2 separate regions of the Homo sapiens genome follow, and region 2 is linked to region 1. Evidence: chromatin loops called from intact Hi-C (ENCODE). Cell type or tissue: mammary epithelial cell. All regions are shown on one strand. Links, peaks and the distances in the headings refer to the core of each region. The heading gives the core; the rest is flanking DNA.

The links. Peaks named below come from ENCODE experiments on the same cell type or tissue, not always from the same donor. Only the 100,000 strongest peaks of a DNase experiment are listed, where the experiment ranks them.
Region 2: it touches region 1 in a loop (4-fold over the local background); 5 of 110 quality-filtered maps call a loop at or near these places.

Annotation. Positions count from the first base shown.
Region 1 is chr18:8,225,638-8,234,002 of GRCh38, reverse strand. The region is part of intron 14 of PTPRM (protein tyrosine phosphatase receptor type M); the gene reads right to left. Among named protein-coding and RNA genes, the nearest start is that of RAB12, 380 kb to the left of the region's middle. RefSeq lists an enhancer at 555-1,377. In mammary epithelial cell, for the core only: no CTCF peak of the experiment used is centred there; a DNase peak (open chromatin) is centred at 4,002.
Region 2 is chr18:8,170,818-8,179,182 of GRCh38, reverse strand. The region is part of intron 14 of PTPRM (protein tyrosine phosphatase receptor type M); the gene reads right to left. Among named protein-coding and RNA genes, the nearest start is that of RAB12, 430 kb to the left of the region's middle. In mammary epithelial cell, for the core only: no CTCF peak of the experiment used is centred there; no DNase peak of the experiment used is centred there.

The DNA.
Region 1 (8,365 bases), core at 19-8,018:
ATTGGTGAAATAAGAGACAAACAGATCACTAGGACAGAAGAGAGAGAACAGAAAGAAACCTACATAAATACGATCAACTGGCAAAGAAGCAAGGGTACTACAATGGACAACAAATGGTGGTGGAACAACTAGACATCCACATGCAGAAAAATGAATCTAGACACAGGCCTTACACCCTTCACAAAAATTAACTCAAAATGGATTATAGACCTAAATGTAAAATGCAAAACTATGAAACTCCTAGAAGATAACATAGGAGAAAATCTAGATGACCTTGGATATGGCAATGACTTTTCAGTTAAAATATTAAAGGGATAATCCATGAAAAAAAATGATAAGATAGACATCTTTCCAATAAAAATTCCTGCTCTGTGAAAGACACTGTCAAGAAAGAAGCCATAAACTTGGAGAAAATATTTGTAAAAGACATACCTGGTAATGAACTGGTATCCATAATGTTCAAATAACTCTTAAAACTGAACAATAAGAACACAAACAATGGGATTAAAAAATGGGCCAGAGACCTTGATGCCTCACCAAAGATGTACACATAGCAAACGAGCATATAAAAAGATGCTCTGCACCATATGTTATAAGGAAAATGCAAATCAGAACAACAAGATACCACCACACATCTGTTATAAGGCCAAAATCTAAAAAACACTGACATCACCAACTGCTGGTAAGAATATAGAGCAACAAGACTCCTCATTCATTGTTGATAGGAATGCAAAAGGACATAGCCACTTTGAAAAACAGTTTGGGCCAGGCACAGTGGCTTACGCCTGTAATCCCAGCACTCTGGGAGGCCAAGGTGTGTAGTGTGCCGGCAAAGGGATTGTGACTAGCTCAGCATTCCACTGGAGGCTATATGATCAAACAGCAAACTGTTTATCATGAATGCAGGATGTGGGCAAACTCAAACTGCTCCTGTCGCCAAAAGGTTTGCTGAGGACCATCACTTCCTGGTGCGGGACTCCTTGAAGTTATCTCCTGAGACATCTAGTACCCATTGTTCCAGGAATGCAGTCTCACAAGCCTGCTGTGAACCAAATGGCCGACTGACAATTACCTGACAACCACCACCCCCCTCCTTGCTATCTCTTTTGCCTAATAAATATGGAAGGCTGTGTACAGCTCAGGGCCCTTGTTCACTAGAAGCAAGGTGCCCCCTGACCCCTTCTTCCAAATATACTCTTTTGTCTTTGTCTTCTATTCCCACGTTCGTCCTCTTTTGTTCAGTCCAATATAGGGTCGTGGGGAGCTTCACAAAAGTGGGTGGATCATTTGAGGTCAGGAGTTTGAGACCAGCCTTGCCAACATGGTGAAACCCCATCTCTGGTACTTGCTACTTAGGAGGCTGAGGCAGGAGAATGGCTTGAGCCTGGGAGGCGGACATTGCAGTGAGCCAAGATCGTACCACTGCACTGTCACTGGGTGACAGAGTGAGACTCCATCTCAAAAAAAAGAAAAACAGTTTGTCAGTTTCCTACAACATTAACATATTCTTCCCATATGATCCAGCAGTTATGCTCCTTGCTATTTACCCAAAGGATTTGAAAACTTATGCTCACACAAAACCTCCATAGAGATGTTCATATAGCTTTATCCATAACTGACAATTTGGAAGAAACCAAGCTGTCCTTCAATAGGTGAATGGCTAAACTGTGGTACATTTAGACAATGGAATATTGTTCAGTGTTACAAAGGAATAAGCTATGAAGCCATGAACAGGCATGGAGGAAACTTAAACGTGTGTCACTAAGTGAAAGATGTCAATCTGAAAGGCTACATAATGGCAAAAAATGCAATTGCTTTTGCACTGACCTAATATTTTATTATTCCAACTACATAACACTCTGGAAGAGGCAAGACTATGAAGACAGTAAAAGGATTAGTGATTGTCAAAGGTTAACGGAAAGGGAGGGATAAACAGGCAGAGCACAGAGGAGGTTCTAGGCTGTGATCTTATTTATATGATACTATAATGAAGGATGCCTGTCATTATAGAGTTGTCAAACCCATAGTAGGTGCATTATGAAGAATGAACCCTGATGTGAACTACAGCCTTTGGTGATAATGATGTGGCAATAGAGCCTCACGGATTATGATAAATGAGGATACTGTGTGTGTGTGTTGGCAGGGGGGTGTTAGAACTATATGGGAACTCCGTATTTTCTGCTCACTTATGTGGTGAAACAAAAACTGCTCTAAAAATAGTTTATTAAACATTGCAATACTGTTTAGAAAAATAATTGGAGGGAGAAAAACTGTCATAGCTCAAAAACTGTAAAGTAGAATAAAGGTAGGACAGGAGAGAAATGCGCGCTGAATTCAAATTAAAGGAATGGTTATTATACTCTACTATTTCCTGAGTATTTCTTTTCTACAGTAAAAATGTTTAAAAGTATGAAATGGAAATAAGGGAAATGGAAGAAAAACCTCTTGGCAAGTTATTATGTTTATGATGGGTATGAATCACAACCGATAAAGAAACCATGGTGAAGAATGAACTCTTCAGTAATGTGTCCTATGGGAGAGCTGCAGGACAAATTGCTGCCAACTAGGAGAACAAATTGCCACCTGGCTGGAAGGAAGAAGAAATCACTCCTCCTCCAGTTTCCCGCTCTGAAACTGGACTGAGTGGCAATTGGGAGAGGAGCAGGATGGATGGGCCCGTCTGCCATGGGTATCAGTGGATTCAATATGGATGCTCCTCCCAGTCCTGGTCTATTGCCATTCAAGGTCACAGGCCATGGTTCCCCAGAGCCTGATTACCCCCACCCTCTGTGATAGACCCTGCCATGCTAGGTTATGTCAACAGATTGTCACTGGGGAAATGCTTATTAGCACTGAGCCAAAGATCACTGTTGGCCACAGAAAAGGTGTTTTTCAAATACTACAGGGATAGCAAAACTCATGGAAAGGTAAATCACATATAAACTAAGAATGAAAGGGTAAATGGCTCTTTGGTCCTGGCATCTACAATTACGTGTGTGCTTAGACTTAATTAAGGGCTGCAGTAGGAGCTGGTAACAAGAATAAGTGTTTATTTTTTATTAAAGAAGGGATGAAATTATTATTGGTTTAGTCAAACAATGCATATATTATACCAAATTACAAGATCCACTTAAATAAACCAGAATGAATAAGAGGTTGTCACATTAAAGATGGATCTGTAAGAATTAGCAGATCCTGTTGCATTTAAAGGTAAAATTTTAAGAAAGAAACATAGTGGTCTGATATTTAATTATTCCAATTCAAAAGAACCAGCACTGCAACAGTTGACAGAAATACAACATGAAAATAGTAATTACAAAAATTTATGTAGGGCTTCAGATTAGCCATGCCAGGCACTTTATGTTCATTAATTCGTTTAACTCTTACAAAAGCCCAATGAGGAAACTGCCATTATTATCCCTATCTTCCAGAGAAGGAAACTGAGGCACAGTGGTGCTAAGCTGTCCATGGCCACATGGCTAGAGAACTTTAGACATCTGGCATTATTTTCCCATGTTGAGATAAAATGATCCTGGGAATCTGGAATCTATTGGCATCACTAGCTACACTTATGGTTGCTTATGTCTGGACACTGTCCATAAAGTTCCCAGCTTGGACTTTATAGCTGTTGACTGAGGTGAAAGTGTTCTTCTAACATCGCTAACTGTATCATCACTTAAGAAGCCCACTCTAGAGACAACAAACTATGGCACACACTACCTACCCAGCCACTCTCTGTTCTTCATTCACTAGTTAACAGACATACATTTATCACAAAAAAACAGTTTTTTTTAAGACAAGTCAGGGTTTTTATCTTTGTTGGGCCTCTGTTGTAGAGTTCACCTCTTTACACCATGGGGTTATATCAAATGACAGACTGAAGGACTCTTAGAAAGGCTGATAGGCTAAAAAGAAACCAGACAGAAGGACTTGGATATGTATCTTCCTACCTCACCAAGTGAGAAACGGGTATGGGTTTTATTCACATATCGCTTTAGGCTACAACTTTATTTCAGATGACCTAGTGGTAACAACACCACACGATGAGTCACTGGTGAGGAAAGGTGTCTGCAAATGAACTTGCACCAGAGCAAAAGAAGCAAAGAGGTGTGTGGATCTCTTCAGCAAGTAACTGTCAGGATCTCTTGGTACATGTGTGTATACACACATATATATATAACCATGTGTACTTCATGTTGAAGAGGTTCAAATAATAGTCATATTATACAAATATAATAAAAATTAGTCTTTCTCAAACTTACAAGTTGAAAATCAAATATTTGGAAAAGATTGGCTTTCTTTTAAAACAAGTTGAAATTACATGTATCTATGATCACCTCAAAACCATGACACAAATGTCTTGCATGACTCTGAGATGATAATTAAATTACAATAAACAAAAGAATCATGATGATGTTATTTATGGCAACAAAATTCAAGGAATCATATGCTAAACCAACATGTGAGATAAAAAATACACCCAATATCCTTATATGTTAAATAATTTTTATTTTCAGAACTAAAAAATTAAGAAAAGAGCCTGCTGCTTTCTGGAGAGGGCACGAGTACCTAAAGTTTTCTAACTGTAGAGTGTTCAATGGATCAAAAGGAAACATTTTCCTACTCTTTAATTTCAAAAGAATCTCTGGTTAGTAAGCATTATCCTTACGTACTTGGAAGCCACTGTTTTTGTTCTTAGCCAACAGGTATTTTACTATGCTCCTGGGCAAACATCACGTGCCAGCTGGGTGAGGACAGGGCTTTATGCCTCTTCTGTTCTAACATCTCCTGTTAGAAAGTGCCTGGCATGTGGTAGGCGCTCACCAAACATTTGTTTGTTCTTATTCTGCTTGTCTGATTAATCTTAATACCTTACTTCCTGATCATAAAAAATATATGATAAACATAATCGTGCATAAGAGAGAGGCATGACAGACAGACAGACGGACACTGACTGATGCATGTCTAATGATCCTGAAGGTTCCAGCTCAGGGCTTGGTGACGACTCTCACATTTCATGGCTTGATCCTATGGTCTACCACTTTTCAAGTTGTTGAAAGAAAAAGACCTTGGAAGTTGAAAACACCTAACCACTTCATAGGTATATATATTTTAATTTCTGAATTTTTCTTTTTCTTTTTCTTTTCTTTTGAGACGGAGTCTTGCTGTGTCGCCAGGCTGGAGTGCGGTGGTGTGATCTCGGCTCACTGCAACCTCCACCTCCCAGGTTCAAGCGATTCTCCTGCCTCAGCCTCCCAAGTAGCTGGGACTACAGGCGTATGCCACCACACCTGGCTAATTTTTGTATTTTTTTTTTTTTTTTTTAGTAGAGTTTGGGTTTCACCATGTTGGCCAGGATGGTATCGATCTCCTGACCTCGTGATCCACCTGCCTCGCCTCCCAAAGTGCTGGGATTACAGGTGTGAGCCACCACACCCAGCCTATTTCTGATTTTTTCTAAATGATAAAGAGGAATATAAATACATATACACACACATATACACATATTTTAAAACAACTTCATTTATAACTTGAATTTAATGTTATTCATATGACAATATAACAGCCCTGGAAAAAAGCCTTTGGGTCGATCTTGAAATGCACTTAATCATCACTGTCTCTCATTATATATCTGGCTGGGGCACCTTCCCTAAGTCCCTTAGATATCGTTCCCACCAAGGAAAAACTTGTGAGCTCTGTTTCCTCCTTTCCCTCTCATTTTCTATCAGTCCCTGGGCCTGGAGCAGGAGTGCCCCATACAGATCAGTTCCACCGTGTCTTCAGCTGGGCTCCTCTGAACACACAGTGTGGCAAGACCTGCACATAAGAGGCATTCTGCCCTCCAATATCCACCTGCAAATAGATCCCTCCTGAAACAACACCCTCCACTTGGGAGTAACCCACAGCTCACGTGAGCGCCTAACGCCATTCCCCAAACCAACCGAAGATTTTTAAACACTGAAATAAGTCAGCCATAAAAATAATAGATGTAGTATCTGTCATCCTTAGTAATATTTTGTTTAGTTTTATTTCTCACATCACAGCAATATGAATCCAGAGGGGCTGGAACCGGTGACAGTGCAAGAAATATGAAACTGGTACAATCCATAGTCAAGCAAGATGGGAATCAAGTGACATTAGTGATAGTGGGTCCCCACTCACAGCTGGCTTATGCTGCTGAATTCCACATGTGCACATTATCTGGAAATTTAATGGTTTCAAAAATGTCACTCTGCAGCAAGATTAAATTGGTATACTGTTGATCCTCTATCAGACTATAAATATAAGTGAGAAAGAGAAGAATTTTTAATGCATGTCATATTGGAACACTACCTCCACTTTCCTCTTGATGATGTTTGTTAAACTCGCTAAAAAATTCTGGAATGTCTCTATGTAATAGAAACAAGGCAAGCCACTGATGTCTGCACATAGGACAATGGGGGCCTGATAAAATTGCATATTCTGGATCCCACTTTAAGCACTGACTTCATAAAATCCAAGTGATCCCTTGGATGTGCAGAATTAAGTATCCAAGCATCTCATAAACACAAAGGATGAAAATTTTTTTTAAAAAACCTTTCTATTCCAAGTTAAAAACATAGATGCTGATTAATTTATGTGTGAGTAAATACTTCCTGTTTGTTCAGGAGCCCTGGCAACTGGCATGGAAAGCAGTAACTAAAAGAGGTTGCTTCAGGTGCATGAATGATAACCCAGAAAAGGATGTCTCTTTTTGGAGGGCCCAGATCCCATTCACTGGGCAGAATGGTCTCCTGAAGGCATCCACCTACTAATCTCGAAACCTGTGAATATATTTTATTAGGTTGGTGCATAAGTAATTGTGGTTTTGCCATTAAAAGTAACGACAAAAGTCGCAATTACTTTTGCACCAATCTGGTACATTACTTGGCAAAATGAAATTAAAGCTGTGGTTGGAATTGAGGTTGCTAATAAGCTAACTTTAAAAAAGGAAGATTATCCTAAATTATCCAAGTGGGCCAGTGTTATCACATGACACCTTAAGAGGCAAAACAGCAGGTCAGAATGATGGGTGTGAGGAGCACTCAACCCACCCTTCCTGCCTTTGGAGATGAGGAAGGGGCCACAAGCCAAGGAATGCGGGTAGTCTCCAGAAGTGGAAAAAAGGCCAGGAAATGAATTCTCTCTTAGAGTCCCAGAAAGGAACACAGCCCTGCTGACACCTTGACTTTAGCCAAGCAAAACCTGTGTCAGACTTCTAACCTACTCAACTATAAGATAATTATTTTGCTTTAAGCCACTAGGTTTGTAGGAATTTATTTACAGCAGGAACAGGAAACTAATACAAGGCATATAATCAAACAGTGTTCAGAATTTTAATATTTTATTTCCTACAGGCATTTCTGTGGTCATTTGACTAACCATTTGGCTTTTCTAAAACACCCATCTATCAACAATTCTTCCCAACAAGGGCCTACATTTTCTTATTAATTTATCCTAAACAACTGTCACTTTATTGTAAAAAATGCCTTTTTCTCCTAGGAAAAATATAAAAATCACACTTTAAAAATCTTTAGATCTGATTCTGAATTTCTTGTTTCACAGATATAGATCTCAAGATGAACTAGCTATATTGCAGAACTTGAGTATACTGGTAGTGAAAGGTTCTTACTTGTTAATAAGAATGTAGAAAGCAAACGATTTGGCCTTTACATGCTATTTATTTGTGTTTGTATGTATGTGTGTGGGGGGGATATTGGGGGCTAGGTGGGAATGATGGGGAACAGAAGGGATTGCTTTTTCAAAAATTAAAATGAAGTCTCAAAAGCATCACCAAAGTTGTGTTATGTTAACGGAGTGATGCATTTTTTTTTTAACCACACATTTGCCAACATTTGCTATCTGTTACAGAAACGTTCCTCAATCTGATGGGTGAAAAGATGGCATCTTATAATTTGTTGATTTGCATATACTTGATTATATGTGAGGTTTCACATCTTTTCAAATGTTATTCAGCCTATATTCCTACTCTGTAGTTGTCTGTTTATATATTATATCCCTTTTTCTATTGGGTTGTTATTGTTTGTTGATGTCTACAAATTCATTATATTTAGGCTACTGATACTTTGACATATAAGTATTAGAAATGTTTTCTCCTAATCTATAGCTTGTTTGAAATTTTGTTTATGGTTATCTTTTGGTATACAGAAATTTATAATTTTGATATACTCAAATGTATCAATTAAGTCTATTATGATTTTAGGACGTTCCCTACCCTGAGGTCATAAAGATATTCTCTTATATTTCACTATTTACCAATGGTCTTTCTCTGCTTAGTGAACACAGACAAAGGGGATGAGTTAGCTGCTGGCATGTCAGGTAAGCA
Region 2 (8,365 bases), core at 197-8,196, 55 kb after region 1:
AATCTGACTTCTTTCGCAGCAGGACACAATTGGAGAAACTGGTTGTTTTACCAAGGCTTTGAATGGAATGGCATGCTTTCCTTTAAGGAATCAAATCTGACTTATAGAGATAATAAAAGTCCCTTGGGAAAGCTGGCCTCATACCTTCTGTATGCAGTCCCTGTACAGTGTTCCTGACCTGTGGTAAGTAAAGAATATCACTTTCTCACAGGCCTAGGAGCACCAAGTTATCTTGGGACCTTAAGAGGTGAGGAATGTACCCAACTCATACAGGTATTTGATGGTACAAACCCACAGCTAGGCTTATGGCTTTAAAACATTTTATCTGAGATCCTAATGGAACAAAGTTCCATCAAAGCCAAATTTATTTTTTATTTTATTATTATTATTATTTTTGAGACGGAGTCTTGATCTGTTGCCCAGGCTGGAGGGCAGTGATGCGATCTTGGCTCACTGCAACCTCCACCTCCCAGGTTCTAGTGATTCTCCTGTCTTAGCTTCCCGAGTAGCTGGGATTACAGGCACATACCACCATGCCCAGCTAGTTTTTTTTGTATTTTTAGTAGAGACGAGGTTTCACCATGTTGGCCAGGCTGGTCTCAAACTCCTGACCTCAGTTCATCCACCTGCCTCGGCCTCCCAAAGTGCTGAGACTACAGGCATGAGCCACCGTGCCCAGCCCATCAAAGCCAATTTTAAAAGGAGCCTATGTGGCAAATAATTATTCTTGCTGTGATTTATGCAAATAATCAGGCCAAGTATAACAAGACTAAAGCTTATTTTGCAAACAAATCAGTCCTATCATGATTTGTTTTTAATGAAAATGGAGATTGGAGGGAGAAAAATTGTGTTTCAAGAATGACGGCAAACCTGTTAAAAGATTCTAGTCTCATCAGTTCTTTTTGAGTTTTTGTCTGCAATTTAGACTAACCTTGCTTATTCCTGTGAACAAACCAATGATCTCTGGCTATAGCTCAGAAGAAACGAGAGGGTGGGTAATGTAAAAATTTGGATTAATATTCTAATTCTAGGCACATACTAGAATCGGCTAGCAACTCCATGCACCCAACATCTGAAACTGGTGATCAGCAGCTTCCCAATAAGATCTCAGGAGTGGGGCAAGTGGGCTCAAGCATGCACACTAAGAGGCAAAGTGGCAGAGTTTAACTGGTATATGACCTTCTAGAATTGTTCAACTGCTAAGGGAAAAATGTCTTAAGTGAGCATGTGCACAACTCCAGTAAACACACTGTGAATACAGCCCCTCCCCAGTGCTGGTAGGCCACTGTGCATACAAACAGCTCATCCCAAGGGAAGAATCAGGGGAGAAGAGACACAAGACCCTGGAAGCATGCCAATATGTACAACCCCAGATCTAAGGTCAAACCGTGCACTTGACCCTCTCAAGTTGCCTACTTGGCCCTTTTCCAAATGTACTCTATTTACTTTCCTCCCTGCTCCAAAGCTTTTCAATAAACTTTCATTCCTGCTCTAAAACTTGCCTCATTCTCTCACTCAGCCTTATGCCCCTGGGTTGAATTCTTTCTTCTGAGGAGGCAAGAATTGAGGTTGCTCCCAACACTTACTGATTTGCTGCTGCTAAGAGGAGTATACTTTTGTAACAAGTATAACAAGCCTTAGCCAATCACAGCAGCTGAGCTTCCGTCAATCACAGGAACCAACTAATCAGATCACTTTCAAATAAGGGAAACACTGCTGTAACCAGCCCAGCCTTTCTGTACCTGCCTTCTGTCTCGCATTGTGAAGGGGAACTCTGTGAACCTCTTCTGGTTCTGAGGGCTGCCAGATTTGTGAATCATTCTTTGCTCAATTAAACTCTGCTAAATTTAATTTGTCTAAAGTTTTTATTTTAACAGTAGGTTCTCAAAAAATGTGTTGAATGAATAAACAAAGAGGTGTGGAAACTGCAAAGAATTACTAAAGAAACTACTTACTTTATTGGTTGAATGGTTGGCTGAGAAAGTGTACACTGTGATTCTAAGAATATGCTTCTCATACTTTTATAAAGGTTAAAAAATACTTAAGTCATTTAGCTTTTTCCAAAAGGCATCAGTATTTGAACAAGTAATAAGAAAACACATCCCCTCAGAAAGGCAGGAGAAAATGGGGTTGACAGAAGAAATATGAAAAAAGTAAAAACATAATTGAGAAATCAGTGCACATTTTTTAAAAGGGCAGAAAAAAGGAGGGTCAAAAGACAAGATAGAAAAGAAGCAGATGTATTTCTGCTCAATCTGATCCACAAATAATTAGAACTAAACTGTCAACAGGGCTTTCAAGCTAGAGTGAAGGATATTAGTCACCAACTCTGCATGAGACTGGAGTCCTGACAGAGTGGCAGCCTTTATTATTGCCGAGGTTGACTTCCCTTCTGGAAGGTCACTGACCTTGATCTTTTTCCCTGACTGGCCTTCAGTGCTTTGCTAATCAGAGCAAAATCCTGCTTCAGTACCAACCGGGTGCGCCTGCAGTTAATCTTCCCATGACCTTTCTTCCAGACTCTCCTGCAAGTCATGTGGACGATCAAAATACATCATAAATTGCCATCCTGTTGGGGATGATGTGCACTTTGGTTCTCTTATTAACAGAGAACTTTCTTTTGGGTTAAGCTTAATAGTTGACAGCAATGTTCTATAAAAGGAGTACTGAATCCTACATATGTATACATATATTTTTTCACACAGGGACATTGTGAATAAAGAAAATCACATTGTCTGTGTTTATATTTGATGAATAATTAAGGGAATGAGAGATGTGGAAAGGACTTAAGAAGTCACCAGATCCAACTCCCTGCCTTCAGGCACATCCCTCTGAAATCACTGGCAATAGATGGCTATTCGGCCTATTTTTTGAGATTGCAGTAGATAGAGATTACACAGCCTTCTTTGTTAGCTTGTTTCCAAAAATAACTTCGATATTATGTCTAACTGTACTCTCTCTCTCTCTCTCTCTCTCTATTATACTGCCATACAACAAGCAATTCATTAATCGCTCCAAATACTGGATGAATTTTCCCTCAGGAAACTATTAACAATATAAGCTCATAAATTTTTAAATTTCCCAATTTGACATTAGATGGACTAAATCTTTAATTTTTAATACTTTGTGAATACTGCTTCTCTCAGTTAGCAATGCAAAGCCTTTAACTCTTAAAATGCTGCTTTCTGAACCACTTTTTAGTCATAAGAAGAGCACATGCTTGTTCTTTAGGCTTCAGCGTCTAAGGAATGAGAAGCAAGTCAGAAAACAGCAGCATGGGGCAGACAGTTCATAAATAAATCTGCTTTACATTTTCAGCAAGAAAACCTAATTCTCTGCCGGTGAGACAATTCTCACGCTAAAATACGTAATGTTTCAAGGCAGAAATCCTTGTTATAATTCTAAACTATGTGCAACCAACGAAATTACCTTCAAGATGCCTACTGGACTCAGCACACTAAGCCAGGCCACCCTGCTTCAGGCTATTTCCCTCATATAAGCAGAATATAACGAGCTACAGTTCATTAGCTTTAAACATTTGGCCTAAGGGATTCATAGGTGAAGCCTTTAAAAACAAGAAAATCATACACTGTTGAATTAAACTCCCATTTAAATGCTGAAAGTTGGGAAGTAGGTATTTCTAGATTGCCGGTGTGATTATATTATAGCATTGACATATTAAGAAACAGTACCTTCTGGATATAAAACAAAAATAAAAACAAAGTAATTATACACTGAAGCTTATATAGGAATTGTGGAGTCTTTTTTGTCTAAAACCTCAAATATACAGATTTTACCTCTAATTTCCTCATGGGGTGAATATTTATTCACTCCAGTTGTAGAAGTCTTCCTTAAGCACAAACATCACTTCCTTATTTTACACTATTGCAGGCCACCAAAAAGTTGAATAATAATATTACAAATTAATTTGTCTTGACTATGGCATAAGAACCATAATTAGCAGCAAATCCTTTTGCTCTATTTGCATGTGGTGAATTTTCCTTAATTAGTCTGCAGTCTAATTACGAAGCTCAATCTAGAGAACTCACAAAAGCCAGTGATGCAGAAAGCAGAAGACAGCATATTCCACCTCCTGGATTTAGTGCTCCAGAATCCTATAGCAAACCAGTTGGAACAGACTCTATTTGTGAGGGCATTAGCATGTAAACAGTGTCAGCCAGAAGACACATGGCAGCAACTGGCCATGCTAATGGAAAGTGATATTGAGTTTACTAATTCAGATAAGAGTGCACAGATTGCCTTTTCTCCAAAGCACAGGGACTGTCAGAGAGACAAATGCGTGGACCATGTTGCAATTAATTTGATTCTTGTTCTTTTAAGGCTCTACTTGTAGATTTAATTAAAGCTTTCACACACTGGGCACATGCAGGAAGTCTGTGAATTTAATGGCTTCTTTTGAATGAAAGCAGCAATGGAGGTTATGATTCAAACAGTAATAGGCAGTCATATGACAAAGATTTTTTTTAAAAAAAGTATGTGCATTCTTACTCAGGTAGCAAGGCATATTTTTATTTTAATAAGAGACAGCAAATTGCACTTTCCCTATAGATTTCCCTCGCCTCTTACTGCATGACTATTTCTGAGCTCAATAATCCTCCACACTTGGTCAGTATTGTGCTTATACTGCTTGGTTGATAATTCTTTCATCAAATCAACTATAATATATTACAATTCTTACATTGTAAAACCTCAAACCCATATGTCTTTGCTCTGATCTTTTGGTTTTAAACTGCCTTTGCAAAAATTATAACAGTGAGGAAACTATGACAGTGAAAGAGATCTTAGCTAACCAACCCCCATATTGCCTTTAAGCTGTAAACTGTCCTTAATTATTCCTAGACTTAGGCCAAGCTAACTTTGGGAGACATTTCTTTTATAGTTTAAATGATAATAACCCTTCCCCAAAACTAAACCACCTTTGTAAAGCTAATGAAAGACCACCAGGTTAGGGGGATGAAGAGCCAGAATTCTGCTAAAGTGTAAAGGAAAATGGTTACCAGCCATTATTCTGGAGGTGACAAGATTTGCAACTTCCCTTTACTCCTGTGGATAACACCACTATTGTAAAATCTAAGATTGGCCTTTTTTTTTTTTTTGAGACAGAGTCTCGCTCTGTTGCTCAGACTGGAGTGCAGTGGCGTGATCTCAGCTCACTGCAACCTCTGCTTCCCAGGTCAAGAGATTCTCCTGCCTCAGCTTCCAGAGTAGCTGGGATTATGGGCGACACCACCACACAGGCTAACTTCTGTATTTTTAATAGAGATGGGGTTTTGCCATGTTGGCCAGGCTGGTCTTGAACTCCTGACCTCAAGTGATCCACCCACCTCGGCCTCCCAGAGTGCTGGGATTACAGGGGTGAGCCACCACATCCATCCTAAGATTGGCCTTTTGAGATGTCTTTTGAAGTTTTTGCATTGCTGGCAACCCATGCCCCACACAGACCCACCAACAGATCCTGTGGCCCTACCCAGAAGCAGACTCTCTGGCCTGCCAAGCTATTCTTGAAACACCCCAGCCTCTAAATGTTTGGAGAGATTGATTTGAATAATAACTCTGTCTCCTACATGGCATAGCCGACCTCGTGTCAATTGTGCTCTTTCTTTATTGCAATGCCACAGTCTCAGTGAATTGGTTTTATCTGTGCAGCAGGCAGCAAGAACCCACTGGGCAGTTACGAGTTTACTTCCAAAGTCATATTTAATCTTTTATTTGTTTTATAAATTGACTCATATTATTTGTCTGACCCTGGCCCGATTCTAACACAGCAAAATAGATGCTCTGCTGGTTTTACCAAGTGTTAAGAAATATTGTGAAAATAATAATCATTCATATGCTAATACTTGTTCCAACAGCATATATATCATTACCATTATATCTGAAAATTTCAACATAATTGCCACCACCTTCTTGCCAAATTCTTCCAACTGAAAGCCAGTTTTCCCTCTGAGCTTGTGAAGCCTTTACCCACACATCCTATGGTGTTTTATCATTTTCAATCTAAAATTGTCTAGGTACATGGTTAATGGTTCCACTTAGACTATAATACTCGGCACCTAGCTTAGGGCTTTGAGTAAGTAGTCATCTCAAGTATTCTTTGAATGAATCAATATGTCTCTCTACCACTCCTAATCCCTGAACTGAGTACAGTTCCTTATTAAGAAAGATGAAAACTTAAATAAGCACAAGAAAAACATATGTGTTTGTGTGTATATGTAAGTAGATATACATACATACACACAGTGAACATTGTTTCATGCATCATCATACTCTGGTACAATTAATTACAGTGCCAGGTGAGTTAGTTCATCTGGGACCCTTTCGAGACCAAACCATGGTGTTTGCTGGTGAGATGATCTTAAAGCAACAGCAGAATCAGGACCACAGATTTGGGTTTCCCTGCAATTTTCTTTCTGCTTCAAATGGGCTGAGGTTAAGCAGAAGTTTTTTTTTTCTTTTTTTTTTTTCTTGTGTTTACATTAACATTCTATGGTTAAGAACCTTCCTCACAATTAGGACACAAGAAATGTCGGCAGCTGGCCCACCCCTCTGGAGCAGTGGTTGTTAAACATCAGTGAGGATCCCTATCACTGGGGGAACTTGTATAGATTCCTCCATCCTGCATTCTGATTCAATATGCCTGGGGTATGACAAAGAAGTATGCACTGTTGTAAGTACCCGGATGATTCTGAGACAGGTTCCTTGGACTATTGAGGAACACAGCTCTGGGTCTTGAAACAGTGCCTTCCTGTACAAAGATAAATTTCCCAGTACATTGAAGACACAGCTACTAACAGGCTATGAATTGCAGCAAGACCATAAAACAAGATCATCTATACCCTGAATGAGTTGCAGGGAATAGGTAAGTCTGTAAAGTTATAAAAAAAAAAAAAAAAAAAGGTCAAGACTTGAAATGTTATTCAGGAACAGTGCTTTATCTGTATCTTTGCCACCTTTCTCACCTTCCGCCATAATTGTGAGGCCTCCCCAGCCACGTAGAACTGTGAGTCCATTAAACCTCTTTCTTTTGTAAACTGCTCAGTATCGGGTATGTCTTTATATTGCTGAAAACGAGAATACAGCAAAAGCAATTGTAGACGGTCCCTGACTTATGATTTTCCGACTTTACAATGGTGCTAAAGCTATCCGCATTCAGTAGAAACTGTACTTCGAGTATCCATACAACCATTCTGTTTTTCACTTTCGGCACAGTATTCAATAAGTTAAATGAGATATTCCACACTTTATTATAAAATAGGTTTTGTGTTAGATGATTTTCCCCAACACTTAGGCTAACCTAAGTGTTCTGAGCACATTTAAGGGAGGCTAGGCTAACCTATGAAGTTGGGTAGGGTAGGTGCAATAACTGCATTTCTTACTTATGATGGGTTGACTGGACCATAATCCTATCAAAAGTCCAGGAGCATCTGTATAGGGCCATTCAGAGGATTACCACTGGACAACAAGAAAGACTCGGAAAAATCTCAGCCTCTATTTAGCTTTCTCCAGATTCAGACAATTTTTCTGGATCTCCGTCCTAGACCCAGCCTCCCATTTTAAATGAACACAGGACATGGACATAGAAACAAACACATTTACCCCCAAACTGCCATGTTTTCTCTTGGTTGTGATTCTCTTTCACTAAGGACACAATTTTTTCCCCTACTCACAGAGGTCCAAGCTGTTTACAGAGTGACATTTCCTCATTTCTCATAGTCCCACATCTATGGCAGACCAGTGGCATCTGGTTCAATATTTCATTAAATCCTCCTGAAAACTAACAGTTCAATCTATTGAAAAACTACAGTCCCTGAGCAACGTAAATTACCTAGCAGGCTGTGGCTGTAGCATGCCACACAGCCCATTTGCTGCTGAGACATTTATAGCTGTAGAATTTCTGCACATTCTGGATGCAAGAAGCATAACCTTTATAAGCCTTCCTCAGACAGTAAACACTGCAACTTTTTAAAAAAAGTTCTCTAGCAGGAAAAGGTTATTTAGGTCCAGAATGAATGAGATTTGTGTTTTGCCTTAATTATCCATGAATCTAATGTAGAATCTTTCCTTGGGAATATTTCAGTTTTTAGCTACTCCTATAGCCCAAGGGTCTTACCCTCATCTCTTAGCCCTCAGCAAAATGACTGAAGAACATTCACACAGAGGCCCCATCGGAAGACTGTGCTCAACAGAAAATTTAGAGCTAATTTATTTTTGCTGCAGGGCATCTGCAAGTTATGTGGCAGAAGTAAGTATGGATGAATGGTTTTATTTTGGACTAGTTTTGACAATCAGTGGTCAGTCTATACCATCTTCAAATGTGGTTGTCACTTCAAAAGTAATAGAAGCC